Linked DNA regions of Homo sapiens: region 1 is linked to region 2. A link is an interaction called in ENCODE POLR2A ChIA-PET data of the cell type or tissue named here. Cell type or tissue: CD4-positive, alpha-beta T cell. All regions are shown on one strand. Links, peaks and the distances in the headings refer to the core of each region. The heading gives the core; the rest is flanking DNA.

The links. ChIA-PET counts read pairs that join two places held together with the same protein. Peaks named below come from ENCODE experiments on the same cell type or tissue, not always from the same donor. Only the 100,000 strongest peaks of a DNase experiment are listed, where the experiment ranks them.
Region 1: POLR2A ChIA-PET joins it to region 2 with 5 read pairs; 2 of 35 experiments call an interaction of 5 or more read pairs at or near these places.

What each region holds. Positions count from the first base shown.
Region 1 is chr5:52,807,617-52,815,306 of GRCh38, reverse strand. The region is part of intron 1 of ITGA1 (integrin subunit alpha 1); the gene reads right to left. Among named protein-coding and RNA genes, the nearest start is that of PELO-AS1, 11 kb to the right of the region's middle. In CD4-positive, alpha-beta T cell, for the core only: no CTCF peak of the experiment used is centred there; a DNase peak (open chromatin) is centred at 4,066.
Region 2 is chr5:54,224,794-54,232,483 of GRCh38, reverse strand. All of the region lies in intron 1 of ARL15 (ARF like GTPase 15), which reads left to right. Among named protein-coding and RNA genes, the nearest start is that of ARL15, 82 kb to the left of the region's middle. In CD4-positive, alpha-beta T cell, for the core only: a CTCF peak has its summit at 3,136 (motif pointing right); a DNase peak (open chromatin) is centred at 3,113.

The sequences.
Region 1 (7,690 bases), core at 1,285-6,284, 1.4 Mb after region 2:
CTAGCAACCCTAGGAAAGTAGGAGAGAAACACTGGCTATATTTTTATATTTTTAACTTTGGCTCACCTCCAAATTTATATTTTACTTTAGGAGAGTAAAAACCGTGGTGGATCTTGTTTTTTTGATTAAATGTTTTTGGCCTACCCTGCTTAGCATTTGGTGCCCAGCAGGAAATCTGGATATATTTGCTAGCTGATTTTTCTCCTCCTCTTCCATACTTGAAGTTTGACAGCTGGATTGGAAAACAATGTTTAGGCTAAAGACAAGTGTGTGTTGGGAGTGGGGAAGTACATCATCATTTTCCTCTTTCCTGACTTCCATTTCATTCTAGAACCAAATGTCAGCTAAGGAAAAGCACAGATAAGAGATATAAGTGGCCTGAGGTAACCCCAGGAAGCCCTGGGTCTGTAGAAACTGAGTTTCCGTACTTTCGTGATGCATCAGGACTAATATCAAATTCCTGGCTGAAATTTTCCTAGGCTGAAAATTTAGAGACTGATAAACTTGTAGTATTTAAATGAGCCATTTAAAATCTACCAATTGGACTGATTCTTTTTCTTTCCCCCCCTTTTTTTTTAATACCTCTCAGAAGGTGCAGAGGACTAATTCTCTCTGATTGTTGGGCAGATACCTGTTCAAATATCAGGAGCTTATGAGCAAACTGAAGCCAGGTTTAAGGTAATTTATTCAGAAAAAAAAGTCAGATAAAAGGAAAAATAATTTTGTATTACTCAACTAATTTATATGATTACGTAATTTATAGGATTGTGCTTTTTTCTAAGCAGATATGAAGCCTGAAAGGGATGCACTTTGTTTTCCTAACAAATTGGCATCTCTGATGAGGAACAGTAAGTGTTAAAAACTCATTGTGGGCTCGCACAGTGCTCACACCTGTAATCCCAGCACTTTGGGAGCCTGGGGTAGGCAGATCACCTGAGGTTAGAAGTTTGAGACCAGCCTGGTCAACATGGCGAAAACCCGCCTATACAAAAATTAGCTGGGTGAGGGGTTGCATGCCTGTGGTCCCAGCCACTTGGGAGGCTAAGGAACAAGAATCGCTTGAACCCAGGATGCTGAGGTTGCAGTGAGCTGAGATCGCGCCACTGCACTCCAGCCTGGGTGACAGAGCGAGACTCTGTCTCAAAATCAAACAAACAAACCAAAAAACAACTCATTGTGAATTAAATCCTGAGACTAAAAAGAAGTGAAATCAGTCCAACAGGGCTACATAAAACAGTGATATGTCATCAGGATCTGGAGTCCTGCCAGTCCAGGCTCAGCATGACCATTGTTTCTTCCAGCAAGTGGCTGAGCTGGGATTTGAACAATGCCAGTCTGACTGCAAGGTACTAATAACAGCACAGTCTACCAGTTCCCCTAATACCAATGCAATGGCTGGCTTTGCAAGGTATTTGGTAAATGTTAGTTCTCTTACTTCAACTTCTTTAAAATGGTTAGTGAATATTTTCTTTTGTTTTGGCTACCTAGAATCCACAAATTCCTCCTGGTTGGGGAAGGTACATAGGAGATGTGAATGAGAGGAGGAGATGTAGGCATATAGAATAGTCCGTTATCCTGCTCCTGGTTCATAGAATGTGGGCATGTGACCTTTCAATAGCCAATCTGATTTTCACACTCAGAGATTATTCTCAGAAGCTCTGGTTGAGTCTCTCAGAAGCCCCAGTGTATTGGTGATGGTTGTCTGGGGGTGGCTATTCCATCAGCTGCATTGCCTTACACAGGTGATTTCTATAGCAGGGTTCTGACTGTGCCTCCCCTCTTTGTTCCTATCTGAGCCTCTTTGCCTTCTTCCAGAAAATTTCTTCATTTCTTGTATTATCAGACTTGGTTCCTGTTGTTTGCAAGTAACTGAGAAATAGTAAGATAATTGTAGTCTGTTTATGACTTATATATGGCTGAAACACCCAGGCTGAGCAGTTAAGGAGATTCAAATCATAATTAACAGGTACCATAGGAAGTAAGATGATTAAATGGAGGCAAAGACAATACCTAACATCTAACCTAATAGCTAATATTAATTTTACTTGATTGGAAGTTTAATGAGGGTCATGGCTGCTATAGAACCAGTTTCAGGGATGAGTTTCTGTGGTTTCCATAAGCAGAGTCAGGACCTCCCAGCATTCTGTGTGCACTCAGTGGTATCCTTGAAGAGGTTACTATTCCTGGCATGAACATTACAATTGAAATGTGCTCTTCTGTACTCCTCTTCATTTGTGTGTAAAACTCACAAAAGTGGGTCTTTCATCAAATTTAAAGAAATAAAAATATTATAAAGACAGAGAACCAGCTGGGTAGCCTGTCTCATGTTGAGGGTAACTCTGGACTGAGTGGGTCCACTTGTTCTGGTTTGAACACAATCTCTGACAGACAGCTTTGGTAGAGAGAGATTTATGTTAGGAACAGGCATGAGGCAGATCTTCTGCATCATATTTCCATGGCTGATCTGTTGCCCAAGTGGTGTATTTGGCAAAAAAAAAAAAAAAAAAAAAAAAAAAAGCGATAAGAAGGAACAAAATGAACTTAAATTGCGCTCTTAGGAATTTTCAGATATTTTGCTTACATCATATCATTTATTCCTTGCAACTCTATGAGAGCAGTTTTATCATTTTTTCCATTTTACAAATTGAAGCTCACAAAGCTAAGTTTGAGAATCATAAAGGTAACATTACTTGCTCAAGGTCACAGAGCTCACCTGTGGGAGATCCAAGATTTTCTAGTCCAGAGCTAATGTCCTTACCTACCGGATAAGTGAAAAACATTCAAAGGGTGCCCAGATCCAAGTACCATCTCCTGAGGTGATTCTAGCCAATTGTAATGTCTTCCTGTTCTCAGTGATATTAGCTTTTAATTTCTGTAACATGTGTGATTTTTGTGTCTTGTTTTACACAATCCTTGCACCCCAAAATGATTATAAGCTTCAAGAAGTGGGTGGGATCTGGGTTCTCTACCTTTCTGTAGGCCCCCTCCCATTGTATTTAGCAACACATATGCATGTAAATGGCATCAATAAATATTCACAAATTGATCGGTTTTGGTACTAATTGTGAATTTATGATAGTAATTTAAAAATACATAAATGTATAGACAAATCCCACAGTGAGGCATTAAAGCTAAAGAAATACATTCCCCTCAACTTTATAAAGTTGCCTTTTCAGAATGTCTATGTTCATCTCTTTTCTTAACCAGAGAGCTGATTGGTATTGTGGTCACAGGACACATTAAAGCTAATAGTCCTACTCAGTGATGACACTCCTGGTTTAACCTGGCTGCAGATAAGAAGCACCTGAGGAGCTTTTAAAATGTACAGATGCCTGGGCTCCTTTCCCAAATATTCTGACTTAGTTGAGGTAGGGCTCAGGCATCACCATGATTTTAAAACTCCCTAGGTGATTGGTGCCGCCTGGTTTGAGAAACCTCTAGCCAAATGGAAAGAGCATTCCAGTAAAAATTAAGACCTGTTTTTTCTCATTGCCTATTTCTTTGGGAGAGTGAGCAAAGTTGATAGAAGAGGAAAATAACAAGAAGAAAAGTGGCAGGACCCTGCAACTTGACATGCCATTGAAATGTGGCAAACTATTAAAAAATATTTGTAAACCTCAAGATTTTCATGCACGTATTTACAGAGTGGTTCAAACAATTGTCCTACCACCCTATATTCAAGTTTAAAGTCCCCCAACAACTTTAAAAATAGGGGAGTGTTTGGCAAAGCATTCCAAATAAATGACCCTCAGCTCTGGAATTTGCTCCTTCTAGCAGGCTGCTCTCCTTAGTAGTCAGCCAAACCCCAAATCTGGCAGCTTTTAAAATAGGGTGCAAAAAAGATTCTTTTTAAACCTGAGAGTCACTAAAGATTTATTTTACTGGAAAGACATGATCGCAAAAATAACAAGCAATTATTGTTACTGCACCAAGTAGAATCAGATATCTGCAAGAGAGATTATGAAGTCAAGAGCCACCCTTCTTTGCTCATTCTGCAGATGAAGAAACCAACTCTCAAAAAGATGAAATTATTTCCTCAAGTCACACAACCTAGTGGCAGGGCCTGGTGTCATGAGTCATGGGCCAGTTCTTACACCATATCCTCTGAGAATGACATGGATGATTTCTTCCTTGTATCATACTTGGTTATTCACAAATGCAATGTTCTTGCAAATGTTAATATTATAATCTTTGGTAACTGTAGCAAATAATCGTTGAATTATTTTGTAATTTTTGGTGTGCAACATCCTTTGCAAAGTCCTAAATTTCATACAGATGTGAAAGCTGGTTGCGCTACTTTATTGATCCTCACAATTAAAATTTCTAATTCATCCAGAAGAACATATGTGAATCTGTATGAAATACATATCTAAGAATTTTAAATTTACAATGAACCATTATAAAAAGGCCTTGACCTTCTCCACATTTCCTACCTACTTGCCCGTTTCCCATTATATTTTACTCTGACCTAGGGAAAGTACAGGATCAGAGATAAAGGTGAAAATGATTCCCAGAAAGACAGGAAAAATTTGAACTTATTAAGCTCTATTAAGTTTTAGATAAGGAGTTAGGCCCAGAGTGAGAAATTTACTGTGGTGATAACAGACTCATTCTCTTGAAAACCTACTAGTGTATTTAATGAGGCAGATAGTGAATTTTGCATCAGTCTTCGCACTTTCCCACATTCCACATGCTATCCCATTTTCTTCCAGTTCAGGCTGAGAACACACTGACACACAAAGGGTCAGAGAACTATTCCCAGAGTTCATTCCTCCTCATAAAATAGATTGTGGTTTTTTTCTCCCTTCTGCAGAAAATGTTCTTTCCTTCTACCATATCCAATCCATGTTGGCCATTTAGTAAAATGAACAACTTAAGAGAGAAGTTATTTTTGTTTGTTAAAGGTGTTTTCCTGAGTTTTACAACGAAAGATAAAATGTTGAATATAAAAATAGAAAAGACCCCGGTGGGTCTTTCTAGTGTCCAGCCCCAGGGCCTTCCCCAGGCCCCAGCTAGCTCCTTGTCACTTCTTTATTCCTGACTTCAGTCCCCAGGGGTCAGTTTCCCTTTCCCTGAGGTGGCTGTGCCACCAACCAGTTAATCCTGGACATTCTTTCTTCCAGGAATGGCTATGGAAAGGGACAGAATGTCTCAAACTCCCCTGTCACCATCCCCATCTTTGCTGTCCTAAAAACGAAAGAAGCTAAGCTTCCTTTTCTGGTTTAACCAGTCAGTGCTTAGTCATGTAAGAAATGCAGAGGAGACAACAAAAACATGGATACTATTATACAAAGGTTCCACAATCTTTCAGAGTCCTTTCAGTCATGGTCCCTGGTCTGTATTTGATTTTCATTTTCTTATGAGGGTAGGAGGTAATGGAATCTCCTTCTCCATGATGTCTCCTCTCAGGTTTGTTGACTCCACAGTAAATATTTAACATTTAGAGAGATCAGGGATTACAGAGACCACTCTGTAGAAGAAAAATATTACCAAAGTGAAGTTGAGGCCAGGTGCAGTGACTCACGCCTGTAATCCCACTTGGGGAGGACAAGATGGGCAGATCACTTGAGGTCAGGAGTTTGAGACCAACCTGGCCAACATGGTGAAACCCCGTCTCTACTAAAAATATGACAATTAGCTGGGTGTGGTGGCACGCACCTGTAATCCCCAGCTACTGGGGAGGGTGAGGCACGAGAATTGCTTGAACCCAGGAGGCAGAGGGGCAGTGAGCCAAGATCAGGCCACTGCACTCCAGCCTGGGGTATAGAGCAAGACTCTTGTCTCCAAAAAAAAAAAAAAAAAAAGTAAAGTTGAGAGGCCTTAAAAGAGGAATAATCTCAGGTCCCTTCACCTGATCTCTCTAGAAACTAATGGAAGATCAGTGTGGGCTTCTGGAACTTGCCAGTTTAAACTCTGGGAATACCTCCTCACTAAAGCCAGGCTGAGTTAGCCCTCTGAGCTCCCATGTTCCTGTGCCAGATTGCACTGCTATTACTACTGCTTTACCATTCGTTCCCCATTGTAGACTGTGTTTTTTTGCAAGGAAGAGACTGTGATCTTTCTTTACTTCTGATCACTGGGGGCTATTAGAGTCCCTGTCACATAGTAGGTACTTAGTACATGATTTTCAGAAAAATGAAATGGTTCTCAGAAGAAGAAAGGCAGGAAGAGTTCCCTATAGGGAAATATAAATACTCCTCCAAGGAATGAACAAGACTTCAAAACTGAGTTTGAGTCTCAGCAATGCTGCTCAGAGAAAAACTGCCTTGCCACAAGATGATAATTTGATAAATAAGGAGGGTTTAAGGCATTTTTGAATCCTGCATTGTTCCTTGTTCCTCTACCCCAAATGACTCAATATGAATAGGTGACAAAAAGTAGGTGACATTGGAATCAGATATATCAAACAGGAATGTGGACCCTGTGAAAAACTCCTATTGTGTTTGAGCAAGTTACCAACCCTCTCTGGGCTGGCTTAAATCTGTAACATGAAGGAACTAGGTCCGATGATATATAAAGTTCCTTACAGCTTTAACCTCTTATGATTTTAAGTGATTCAGAGCCATGTACTGAAATGTATTTTAAGCTTCCTCTTCAAACTCATCAAACAAAAAAAAAAAAAAAAAAAAAGAAAGAAAGAAAGAAAAAGAAAAAAAGAATTATACCATAGTCAACAACACACTTGGGGAGGAAAAATAAACTATAAATTATGGTCATCAGATCAAATGAGCTGAAACACAAGATTAAAATGTTTTCTATCCACAGAGCAATTTTTCACAATGGTGTCAAACAAAAAGTTCTAGTCAATGTTTACACTAGGACTTGATGAAAAATTCCAGACATAAAACTTCTGGAACGTAGACTTGAACTCAGAAGGACCTCCTATCTCTGAATAAATTGTACAACTAAAATCTATTGGGATTTTTTTCCTTAACAAAAATTCATCCTTCAACAATTATTTGAGTTTTATTACTGAGACTATTAAGGCATAGTAAAACTCTGGTTATCTGGAACAGTCATTCTAGGTATGACAGCTAAAGATTTTTTAAAGTACCACTATTTTTGGATGAAAATCATTGAAAGACATTACATTTATTTGACTTCTTTAACAGAATACACTGAATGTAATTTAATCTTTTCCTCAGTGTGAATACCAGGTACTGGTATTGTCCTCAGTAACATCCTCAAGTCCCAGTGAAATACTCTATAATACTCTAGGCTTTTTTTCTTTTGACAGTGTTTCAGAATCCACTCCCACTATCAGCTGTCACTTTTAACTGCTGTCAATTCTGTCAACTTGGCCACTTGTGGTCATCTCCTGCTGATATCTAATTTCTAGATTAAAGGCAGGGAAAACTGTCTTAATTCATCCTTGCATACCCAGGGGTAGCATAGTTCTAGCTACTTAAGGTGAGTCATTAAAAAAAAGTTTATTGTAATAGTGCATGACTTAATTGTAGGTTTAAAATTAAGCAACAAAAAAAGCTTGCTGAAACTAGGTGTGAAATAACAATAAATGAATGCTGGATAGTGCTTGAGGGGATTGCTTTAATACATAGATTTGCCACATTTTCTCTGCTTTCTAATTCTCCACTATGATCCAGGTAGATTAGAGGACCACAGAATTGAGTTCCTGATTTTTCATAAGATGACAAAATAATAGAATAAAAACATTAAAAATGATTGCATA
Region 2 (7,690 bases), core at 1,030-6,029:
AGCTTCGAATGTCAGAACAACTGGAAACTTTTTTCCATAGATAGTAAGGAGCCATTGCTTACTCTGGTCTCTCCTTCCCTTCCTGTTTTTCTGCCTACCTTTTTGAGAATGGCATTTGACAATGATATTTATTGAAAGAGCACTATGTATTAATAGTGCTCTTGGGTTATGTTAGGGTTGCAGCCGTGAACAGACAGCCTCAGTACCTGCTGTCAAAGAGCCAAGAATCTAGTAAAGGATACAGGCAAATGTGGTCAGGATCATGGGAACATTTGGTGAGGGCCTCTAATCCCAGAGGGGAAAGGGCTTGCAGGTCAGATTGCAGGACTTTTTGGAAGAACTAAGACTATGGAGGCTGAGACTTAAAGAGTGAGGGGTTAGTTAAGCAAAAGGTATAGGGAGCCTAAGGAAAAGGAGAGGGTTCTGGAGAGGGCTCCACAAGGATTTGGATTTAGAGACAGCACATGAGCAGTCAGTGTGGCCGCAGCGTAGACTGCTAAGTGGTCAGGCCTTCACTTGAGATTGGAGAGGGAGTATGGACTGAATTGTGTCTCCCCAAGTTCATATGTTGAGGCTCTGTCCCCCAGTGACTACGTTTGGAGATAGGGTCTATATGGAGGGAATTAGGGTTAAATGAGGTCTTAAAAGTGGGGCCCTAATCTGATACTACTAGTGTCCTTATTTTAAAAACACCAGAAAGCTCCCTCACTCTCCACACTCATGCACCAAGGAAAGGCCATGTGAGGACAAAGTAATGGTTTGCTAGCCAGAAATAGAGCCCTCATCAGAAACTGAACCCTCTCAAACTTTGATCTTGGACTTTCCGACCTGCAGAACTGTGAGAAAATACATTTCTGTTGTTTAAGCCACCCAGGGTCTTGGTATTTTGTCATGGTAGCCTAAGCTAAGATAAGGAGTTACCACCCAGAGAAGCTGATGAGCTCTGCCAGCCTTGTTAAGGAGCTTGGTTTTTATTTTGAGGGTTTTGGTGAGACATCAAAATGTTGTAAGAAGCAGAGTGAAAGATTATTCAAGGTGAAGTGTGAGGGATGGATTGACTGGGGCTGTGCAGATAAGAGTGTTATGAGAGAGACAGAGAAGTGGATGTTATAGGCTGGATGAGGGTGGCAGAAGTGGGCAGTGGGGATTGAGAGAAACTTGGTTTCGAGAAACAGTTTAATAGTTTTGTAGACTTGAAAATTGGTGACTGGATGGGTCAGTGAAGGAGAATGAGGAGTCAGGACTTCCAGGTTTCTAGGTGGGTGATCCTTGTTCACTGAACTAGAGAACAGCAGAGCAGCAAGTTGAGAGGAGCCAAGGGTGCATTTGGTTTTCATCATGATGAGTTTAATGTGTTTGTGGGATATCCACGTGGAAACATTCCCCAAGCAACTGGCTTATACAGTGCTGGAGACCAGAAAGAGCAGGGGAAAGAGGGAGAGAGAGAAAGAGGAACAGAGAGCAGGAGAGAGAAATGGGCTACTGATCTAGGTAAAAATGCTATTAGTGAGATTCTGTAGTGGCAATGGCCAAATCACTTAATTCCTCTCAATATTTCTTTCATCTCCTGTAAAATAGAAATAGTATTTTTTTTGCTTACCTACCAAGCTGTTATATACTCAAAAATAAAACTAAAATAGAAAATATGGCAAAAGCACATTGTAACTACAAAGGACTGCACATATTTGAGTAATTTATTATACTGGGATCTCTAAGGGAAAATGCTGGATGCATAGGAACAAGAAAAAGGCCCTAGGGAGTGAGAACCTGGATGAGGGCGCACAGAGGGAGAGGACAGGATTACAGGGAAGACTTGCTCATACCTCACAGAGGAGGAGAGGGTCCAGATGACACCTTTTCCAAGTCCAGCTGGCTGGGAAAGTGATCATTTCTTTGAGAGAAATAGGAAAATCAAGAGCAGGAGCTGGTTCATTGGAAAGATATATATATATTTTTGACGTAGTCCCATGGCATTTGAGGAGACCGTATTGAGGCATCTGGGTGCATGTCTTTGGTGGTTGGGAAAGGCCATTCAGGACATTCTCTTCTTCCTTCTTTGTGCTTTTTTGGTTCACCTTTTCTTTTCTTTTCATTCTTTCTTTTTCTTTTTCTTTTCTTTTCTTTTTTTTTTTTTTTTCTGAGATGGAATCTCACTCTGTCTCCAGGCTGGAGTGCAGTGGCGCGATCTGGGCTCACTGCAACCTCCGCCTGCCGGTTCAAGCGATTCTCCTGCCTCAGCCTCCCAAGTAGCTGGGACTACAGGCACCTGCCACCATGCCCAGCTAATTTTTGTATTTTTGGTAGAGACGGGATTTCATATTGGCCAGGCTGGTCTTGAACTCCTGACCTTGTGATCCACCTGCCTCAGCCTCCCGAAGTGCTGGGATTACAGGGGTGAGCAGAGCACTGCTCTAAAAATGTTTTTTGGGCAATGTAGAGTTAATTTTAAACAATGGAGTTTGAATGCCTGTAGGAAGCCATGTTCCTAGTCACCACAGGTCTCTCCTCAGTCTCCTTTACTCCCCGTATTGCTGCCTCACAGGCTTAGATTTTTCCCTGTCCTGAAGGCATCTATGAATCCAGGTTTAAAGTCACCATGGACAATTTGGCCTCAAAGGGGAGAACGGGAAGTGAGATTGCCGGTGGGGATCAGAATCGGCCAGAGCCAGTTGAGACCATGTCCCAGAGGGAGCCCCTATGGTGTGGAGCAATGACCACAATTAAAATGTGTTTCAGTTTCCAAGCTCTTAGCTTGAGATATGCTAACCTAGACTCCTTCTTCCGAATAACAATAATCTTAAGATTATAATTTAATTGGAAGAAGCTAGGACAACAACAGGTGCACATAGATACTTAGCACAATAATTGCTCATAATTTGGCAGGAGGAGCCTGGGTTAGTGTATCTCAAGCTAAGATCTTGGTGACTTGTCTCTAAAACTGTTTGTTAGTAATGTTTTCCTTTTTTAAACTCTATTTTATTTCATTTTATACCAGATCTTCGTAATACTCCACTACAGCAAATTCTGATTTGTGTGCTTGCTTTCATATCTCTCGTGTCTGATTCTGATGCAGGTACCCGAAGGATTTCTACAGTGTGTCCTTCACCCCACCAGCCACCAGGGGGCAGGCACATTCAGTCAATACTTTGACTATTACCATCTCAAGGTGCATGTTGTAACTGCTAGAGAAGAAAACAAAAATTAAAAAGAAAGACAAACTTTGAGATCTTATTATAACTTGATGTCGTTAGCTGACCCAACAGGCTTTTGCTACTGTCCAAGCATTGTTTTCTAGGAAGGCTATAGTTGGATGATCTAGTGTAAAGGAAATGTCACCATGGTTGAAGTCTTGCCAATAGCTCAGAGAATGTTTAATGAATTGAGACGACTCAGTCAAGCAGTGAGTAGTAAGAAAATCTGTGTGACTAGTGACAACCAAAGTGGAAAGAGGGGCCCTTGTGTTCCTAGAGTGTCCCAGATGCCCCCCAGAAACATGGATTAGAATAAACCCCAGAAATCTCTCACAGACACCTTAACATGCTTCTCCCGACAGGAAACATGTTATTTTCAGGGATGCTATGTTTGGTGCTTTTAAAGTAATACTATGATATCCTTTTAAAAATGCTCAGCTTCTTTAAAGGAGATTGAGGAATAAGGAAAACAGATCTCTTAAGTAAAGAATTCTTAGAATCCTTAACATGAGATCCATGAGACTAGCGCAGTTTTCTTCCTGATTCCTGAAATTCATTAAAGGGAATATTTTTCTTACCATGAAAGTGAAGGTTGTGTTTTATTTACATGGGCTAGAGGAAAAGGATGAACAAATAAGCAAACTACTTGTGGAAGAGGTTAGAACTATTTCAGATAGCTATAAATTTTTATTGCAAAACCTCATAAAAACTCCAAGAAACAGTAATGGGGGAGGTGAGAATAACCTTATATCATAATTATTAATTGACTTTCTCTTTTGTTGTCTGGGTGGGTGGGGGTGGGGGGGTCAGTCCTCGTGGTAATAAGGACTTTAGAAGATGAGATTTCATCAGTTATCTGAGTAAATTCACCTGTTTGAGCTAGTCCTGAATATTGAACCTATTCTACCCCCTGGGTTTATGCAGAATTTGGTGATTTAGTTACAATTTTGGTTCAACACTTCTTTAGATTAGCAGTATGTATCTCAGGGAACCTTTTCAGATTGTAGTATTCTGTGATAAAATGTGGCTTGTCATAGAATATATTGCCAGGCTTAGTGGACACCAGGCTTTCTGAAGATAATTTTTGTCCCCTTTGCCTCTATTTTTAGGGATGTGAGATGTGTGAGGCAGAGACTGAAATTGTAATGTGTTTGGCACCAGGTGACCTTAGAAATTAGCCATCTGATAATTTGCATTTCTGATAATTTTCATGTAAGGTGCCCAGGGTCCTCTGGCGTTACAGACATACAAGTCCCAAGTTTCCTTCTCTACTTCTATCTTGTCTTTCTCTTGGTTTGAGAAGATGTTGTGGTTTTTTCCAACCCATCCTCTTATCTCCTGCTTCTGCCAGTCCAGTCTCTTCTCAGAAAAGGTGTTACTCTGTAGAAAATGTTAACTCCTTCTGCACACCCAGAGACCACTTACTGTTTTGTACCTACAGCTCTGAAATGATGATTCTGTCACTTTTGATTTCTGTAGACTCTGGGTTTTCTTGTCTTCTCATGAATTGTGAGCACACTGACAATTGTTCAATGTGCTCAAATGTGGAAAAGTTATCTTTTCTTTCAGTTGTAAGTGAAGTATCCCTAAGGAATACCTGCTGATGCTGCTTATCTTGCTTTATGTTTTAGCTGCCCTGTGTGACTTTGAGAATGACCCAGAAGTATTCAGGCCTTTCTGAACTGCGCTGTCTCCTGTGCATCTGGCCCTTGCAGTCATTCAGTTGGTGGGATTTAGTGGAAAGGGCTAAATTCTGGAGTGGGAGGGCCTTGGTTTCTGCCAGACTCAGCGTTTGAGCAAGTCTTCTGGCCCACAAGTCTCTATTTTTTCACTGATAAAAAGCCGCTCATAGTAATACCTGCCTCCCAGAGAGCCTGTGAGGATTAAGAGAGGTAATGGATATGAAAGAGCTGTGTAAAGGCAATGAGGTTAGGTCTTGTGTTAGTCATGCCACCTTGCTTGCTGCAGGAGGATGTGCTGTGGCTCACCTGTGCTTGAGCAAGCTGTGTAGGGATCCTGTCATCAGGCCTCCTCCTTCCCCAGTGTGTGAAGGGAGAAGGTGAGCTCAGACAACTTGGCCTCAGTGCTTACAGAAGCAGCGTTATTTCCTTCAGTTGTTACCAGTTACTTTGCCATCTTGTTTGAAATAGTGTATTAGTCTGTTCTCATGCTACTAATAAAGATATACCTGAGGCTGGGTGATTTATAAAGGAAAAAGTTTTAATTGACTCACAGTTCCACATGGCTAGGGAGGCCACACAATCATGGGGGAAAAGCAAGGGATGTCTTACATAGCGGCAGGCAAGAGAGAATTGAGAGACAAGTGAAAGGGGAAATCCCTTATAAGACCATCAGATCTCATGAGACTTATTCACTACCATGAGAACAGAATGGGAGAACCACCCCCATGATTCAGTTATCTCCCACTGGGCCCCTCCCACAACACTTGGGAATTATGGGAGCTACAATTATTCAAGATGAGATTTGGCTGGAGACATAGCCACACCGTATCAGATGTGTTGAGTTGAAGAACAAAGAGTCAGGTCCTTGATTTTTGCTTCAGTTGAAGACATATAAATGGTGAAATGGCTTTTTCTGCTGTGGATTTTAAAGGTTTTACTCATTTTTTTTAATAACTTAGACTAAAAGCAAGGCATTATTTCTAAAGAAAGATTATTTTTAACAGTCTTTGAAATTAGTCTATTCAGAAAGTTATATTTTTTCTGTTTCCTCCATTTTCTTCTCCTTTGGATCTCTTCCTCTTTGCCTAGCTTGGTCTTCTGATATTATCATAGCTAACCACGGCTTCCAGTGTCATGAATGGCTGGAGGCCTGGCCTCTCGATTCCAGGAATTTCTGCATTCCCTTTAATCAGCCAGCTTCAACCCTTTCCATGGCCTGGAATTGCCTCATTTCTAAGGATTCAAGCTTGGAGCTGTCTTCCAGTCACAGCCTTCTGTTCTTTCACTTACTCATTCCTTCATTTCCTCTAAACGTGCTTGTTCCTCATCTTAAATCCAATTAACGGCCATTTTCCACCTGCCGCTTTTCTTGTCACTCAGTCTCATCCTTCCTTCCCTGCTCAACCTTCAGGCCTTGACCTCCCCAGTCCACCGTGTCAGCTGTTGGCTCACTGGCATCCTTAGAATCCCTTGCCCTTTTAACTTCTGCTTTGCCCACTATTATGACTGCCTTCCCACTCCCCCCGTGTCTATATCCCAGGCCACTGAAAATCACTGGAGGAAATCACATTAGCCCAATCACATTGGGCTAAATGCTTAGTATTGATGTGTGCCACCTCCCTCTGCTGGAACCTCACTGCTCCTGGGAAAGTCTTTTTAGTTTTCGATCCTTCTTCACCCTGGGGTCCCATTTCCATCAGCTTTCCTTATTTTGCTAGTAATCTTGCTTCCTTTTTCAATGAGAAGGTAGATGGTAATCCAATTGAATTTCTTCAGCTCTCCTTTACACCTGAACCTTTGTCTGTATTTCCAGCCTACTTCTCACACTTGCTTCCCGATGCGATGGTGTGTCCTTACTCCTTCCCAAGGTCAGCCTCCTCACTTTGGGCACCCTCTTGTCAGCTTCAGGGCCTTACACTGTGAATGAACTCTGCCACCTCCTCCCTGCCATCACTTTCTCCCTTTCCACAGACTTTCCTCCTTTTATCCTATGAGCTACTTAACTTTCCTGAAACCTTCGCTTCACAAGAGCCTCTCATTCCCTTAGTTACAAATTTCTCAAAGAACTGTCACTTCTTCCTACTGTCACTCTTCACCACCCAGTCATTCCTTAGCCCTCTGGCCAAGTAGTATCTTCTCCTGCTGTTCTGCTGGGACTCTTCTTGCAAGTCGGCAAGGACCTCTTTCCTAGTTGTCAAATAATCTACTTCTCACCATCTCCACCACCTTTGACATAGTTATCCACTCCAGCAGGTGTTAATGCTTAGTACATTTATGTTGAGTGGATGGATAAAGGCGCTTTGCTTCTCTCCGCTAGTCCCCATGACATGGTGCCATCTTTTTTTCTGCTGCGGTCCCTCTGATCACTTCTTTTCAGTCTCTTTTTAAACCTGACTGAAATTTTGAGTTTCCCCATCTTGGCAGAAGGATGAAAAATCAGGGAATCTTAATTGAGTACCTACTGTGTGCCAAATGCTACCCTTTAGGGGCTTTAATTACGTTAACTTGTCTCATCTTTACAGCAACCCTATGAGGTATTGTTTGCCTCATTTTTAGAGAAAAATAGTTGAACTTGAGGGAATTTAAGAATTCACCTATGTAACTATTAGTGGGAGAGGAGTTTGAATCCTGTTTGACTCCAGTGCCTTTATTTTCCCATTAGATTCACACAGGACTTGGGTTGAAATCACCTTTGTGTTTCTCAGTTCCCACCTGAGTGCTTGTGTACATTAACTGCACATATTTGAGAAGTCAATTTGTGATACTGCCTGTTCCTATGGCTTCAGTCTTTTTGCTTTATTTTTTTTAAAACATTGG